2 separate regions of the Homo sapiens genome follow, and region 2 is linked to region 1. The links are chromatin loops, found by intact Hi-C in ENCODE. Cell type or tissue: pancreas. All regions are shown on one strand.

Region 1 (2,500 bases):
ATCACTCAGTGTCAGCTGACTAAAAACTAGGCTGCAGAATCTGGAACTGTTCGCAACAACAATTACAGGTTGCAAGATACCATCTATAGATCTGTGACTCCGGAACAGCTAAAACCTGGAAACAGAAAACTTGGTTGAGTCTCAGAATGGGTATGTGAAAAGATACAAGTTAATCTTTAAATAAGCATAATGAGAAAGGATATGCTTTCATATATGAATCCTAATCTTCAAACCCAGCATGCAAAAGCAGGCTTGATTACCCATTTCACAGGTGGGCAAAGGGGCTCAGAGAGGTAAGCTACTCAAGGCCACAAGTGTCAGGCAGAGATTTGAAGCCAGCCCCGTCTGGCCTCAAGGCCCAGCACACCTTGCTGCTAGGGCTGTAGAGGGTGCCAATCTTGGTAAGTGAAGATAAGCTTTTTATAAAATTGTTATAACCTATATGAAGCAGGGAAAAGTTATAATACTGGATGAAACTATCTCAAATTGATTATGCTTTCATTTCATGGAAGGGGTCCTAACATTATATCATGGAAGCTGGGCTGTAACAATAGTTACAGTCATAGATTTTAACAGATGAACTGGCCCATCCCTCAGGCCCAGGACGGAACCCACTTACTCTGTGTAGCATTCCTAACTCTCCCAGCTAGGAGGAAATGTTCCTTCTTCAGTACTTCCTCCTTCACTCACTTAGACTCCAACTCATCTGCCTGGCATCTGCTACTGGAATTAAGTTATTTGCTTAACTAGAAAACATGCTTCCTAAAGAAAGTCTAAGAGATACTTCCTTGCTTACTGAGTGCATCATTTATTTTTTACCAAATGAGCAAGAACTTGTAGCAATTATATAAACTAAGTTGCAATAACTTTAATTGTTAGTTTCCTAACTTTGAAAAAAATTGAAATCCTTAGTTTTCAAATTCACTCTTAGCCCACAAGTTTAAAACATGGGTAGGGCAAAAGAACAAAAAGTTAAAGCTCATTCTGAGTTTTAAATATCAGTTTTAAATGCCAAACGGATGACATTTAAAATGTTAACAAACCAAACTCTCCTCAATTAAAGTATAATCACTTCATGATCTCATTAAGCAAATGAAACAGAAAAACATCAGAATATTTACCAAATGAGAAAGAAAACCAAATTTACTTTTCAATAGAATAATCATCAGTTGGAAGCCTCAAGAATTTCCTGACGGTTTTTCAAACTAAAATGTAATGCCTTCTGAAGTGCTCCTTCTCTGCAGTCACCTTGAACTTTCTGCACTAGTCCTCAAAGAGGTTCTTCAAACTTTTAGCTTTTTGTTAAACACCCCCACCACCTCAACACATTTATGTTTATTTCCGATTAGAGCCTGTCTATATGAGCATTCTGAATCGTAACTGCATATTTAAAAGTCAAACTAGAGCTGAAATGGGGTTTGACGCAATAACCGAGATGATTGGTGATAATAAAAAGTGATACATTAAGACAACGATTTTCCAATATAAAACATCTAAAGCCCCAATAAATTATTTTATGATTTCTGGATTGTATCCCCATTCTAAACTTCATTTTTGAATCCAAAGGATAAGAGGAACAACATACAAAAGAAAATAATAAAACAGATGCCTTTCTGTATCACAACACTGATTCCAAGGATAAAACTGTATCAGCTTACTAACTTTGAATAGCATCTAGGCTGTAAACCCAGAATTGCAGCAACATCAAATATATTTATGTACTTTACACATATATACAACTCCAAAAGCATACATACCCAAAGAGCATTATAAATGGGTTGCAGAGTGACCAATTTAAACTTGTGCAATTAACATATCATCTTGGAAGTAGGGGAAAAAAATACCCACCGACCTCTATTCTCTGCAATACACAGGTCACAATGCCCTGAAGGTGACTCTGGGATACTGTTTTTTGGCACCCATCAGTTATCCTTTTAATTGAGGGAGAAGAGACCCAATAAAAAAATGCCTGACCACTCTGCAAGACATTCAGATTTTAAATGTGCACTATTTTTACAAATGAAAATTAAAATCTCTTAGACTTCTAGTGCTAAAAGGCTAAATTTTATCCTACTAGAATAAAAACCACTATTCTCAGCTGTCAAATCAAGGACAAAGACACATATAAAAGACCAGAATAAAAGTCATTAATACACTACTATCCCTGAGCTGTTGAACCAAGGACAAAGACACATACAAAAGGCTAGTATGTACTTTGCTTTGTGTGTGAAATAGTGTTGCTAGGAAAACTCCAGACACAGTAATCCAAGTCATTTAATGCAGGTTTAAACAAGGGTGAGGTACTTTTATGTTAATCTGAAATTAGGCCAACAAAAACAAAGAATTTTAACTGAGGCGATGTAAGTACTCAGTACAATGCTGAATATACAGCAGACAGAGAAATACCTGTGACAATGAAGTTTAAGGGTAAATACAAGCTTTTAGGATTTAAGTCTTTAAATGGCATTTACCACTAGCATAAGATAAAAATTTTCTTTTC
Region 2 (2,500 bases), 120 kb after region 1:
GATTTAAAGTTTTCTTCTGCAGCCTGGAACCCTGATCTTCCTGCAGAGGTCACAGGGCTCTCCTTCCCCTCAAGACTCCCTCTTTCTTTTGTATTTGGTCAGTGCCGGCAGGCAGGGGCAGAGGACTGGATGGCTTCATCAAAGGCACTAATTTATCAAGTGGGATTTTAATTTAAGAATTCAGGGGGAATGATGGAAATTGGCAATGCCTTAACATTTCATGGATTTTCGGTGGAGCTAGTTTGTCCCTGTTCAAAACAAGCAGTCCCACATGGGGAGGCTCCCCTCCAATAGTAACTCTTTCCGTTTGTCCATTTGTGGCCCTGCCATCTCCAGCAGGCTCCCAAAGCTGTCCCAGGATCAGTCTCCATTACACCTCACCATCTTCAGAAATGTGGCTCTGTGGAGTGCCTCCAAAGCAGGAGCCGGTCCTTCTTTCAGCTGAATTTGCCACCCCTTATTTCTTTATGCAATATCTCACTCTCCTTGATATGGCTTGGTTATGTCCTCACCCAAATCTCATCTTGAATTGTAGTTCCCATAATCCCCGGGGGAAGGATCCGGTGGGAGGTAGTTGAATGATGGGGGCAGTTCTGGTGATAGTGAGTGAGTTCTCACGAGATCTGATGGTTTTATAAGGGGCTTTTCCCCCTTTTGCTCAGCACTTCTTGTTGCTGCCGCCATGTGAAGAAGGATGTACTTGCTTCCCCTTCAGCCATGGTTGTAAGTTTCCTGAGGCCTCCCCAGCCATGCTGAACTGTGTGAGTCAATTAAACCTCTTTCCTTTATAAACTACTCAGTCCCAGTTATGTCTTTATTAGCAGCATGAGAATGGACTACTGCGCTCCAAGTGTCTCTGGAAGACTCAGGCCCAGAGATTCACTGTCCATCTCCAAGGACTCTGCATTGAGTGACTTGTCCTCAGTATTTTTACCCATGAGGGAAATGAAACACCTTCAATGGAGACTGGTCTGGGGTTCCGAAGGGCACCAGGGATTGGGCTGCAAGGGTTCTGCTTCCAGGAGTCCCTGTTTATCTCTCATTTTTGAGTCAGAAAAAGGCCCCTGGGTATCTGTGTGTAGGCTCTACCTTCTCAGGTTTCCCCGTGTCTCTGAAAACATGGCTGCCCATGAGAAGTATTTAAAGAAATGAACTTTACCTATTAACTTATTTAGCTCTCATATGAGACAAGGTGATGTAATCATAATGGCTCTTAATTTCAGAATGCAAGCATAAGACCATATATTTTACACACACACACACACACGCAGAATATATGTATATATGCACACACTCACACTTAAATGATGTGTGTGTGTGTGTGTACTTAGTAAGCACTGAATAAATGCTTACTAGCTAAATGATGAAGCTAGTCCTAACCTGTTTTTGAAGAATTGGCAATTATAGAGAAGATGCATGCAATTTAAAAAATTTTAATGGGGACATAGCTATAGAGATATCAATCTTTTGAGTTTTTTTTTTTTGAGAAATGGAAAGTGTTGGTTGCATAACTCCTTCCACCTGTAATGTGTCTTAACAATTTAATTTTTGGCTTGCAGCAAGTTTGGAAAAGTCCTAGTTATCATGGTTGTGTACTTTAATGTGCTTCCCTCTAGTGATTACTGGGGTAAGGGAAAGTGTTTTGCATGCAGTAGATGCTTAATAAGTATTTGCTGATTAAATAAATGAGTAATATTGGAATAGAGATCAGCAAGCAGTAGGTCATGATGGTTTTATTGTTTCATTCACTCATTCACTTATTTACTTCACACACAAAAAATTGATCTCCTGCTATACACCAGGCATGACTCTAGACACCGGAGGTACATCTGTGAACGAGACAAAATTTTCACCTTTAAGGATGATATTCTAAAAGAGATGGCAGAACATAAATCAACAGGAAAATATCCAGAGATGGTAAGCTATGATGGCACGTAAGCATGGCGAGATTTGAACAAGGGAGGAAAGGCCACTGGGCTGGAGTTGTTGAAAGTTACAGCCTAGGCCAGAAGCACAGTGCTGAAGCCTGAAGAGGGCAGAAAAAAATATCCCAACCACTTGCTTCTGCCCTCTGACCTCCTTCTGATACCTCCCGTTGGATGAATAAAATGTTCAGCCAAAGAGCCTGAGTCTGGATGATGTAGTCCCTAGGGGACGGAGCACAGAGCAGGGCAGAGAAAGACAGAATATGATCAGGGGCATGAGGCTGGGAAATAATTATGTCTAATGAACATTTGTTAAACAACAAAGGATTCTTTTGGCATACAGAATTTTCTTTGCTACTTATATGCAGAATTGTAATGAAATAAAGCATTTTTCAGTTTGGAACTCTGCAAAAAATGGAAACGTTTCATTAATATTGCAGAATAAAACTTGAGAGACAGATTACCACCATTTAGCTTCCTTCCCCCTCTTCCTTTCAGGAATACTCTTCTGCTAATGGGGATTAAGAACAGATGCGTGTATGTCCTCTTTTAGACTCTACATGTGTTCTCTTCTC

Evidence for each region. Peaks named below come from ENCODE experiments on the same cell type or tissue, not always from the same donor. Only the 100,000 strongest peaks of a DNase experiment are listed, where the experiment ranks them.
Region 2: it touches region 1 in a loop (2.4-fold over the local background); 18 of 110 quality-filtered maps call a loop at or near these places.

The regions. Positions count from the first base shown.
Region 1 is chr6:53,523,944-53,526,443 of GRCh38, forward strand. The region is part of intron 1 of GCLC (glutamate-cysteine ligase catalytic subunit); the gene reads right to left. Among named protein-coding and RNA genes, the nearest start is that of GCLC, 20 kb to the right of the region's middle. In pancreas, no CTCF peak of the experiment used is centred here; no DNase peak of the experiment used is centred here; H3K27ac peaks cover 990 bases.
Region 2 is chr6:53,643,963-53,646,462 of GRCh38, forward strand. No RefSeq gene overlaps it. Among named protein-coding and RNA genes, the nearest start is that of LINC01564, 17 kb to the left of the region's middle. In pancreas, no CTCF peak of the experiment used is centred here; no DNase peak of the experiment used is centred here.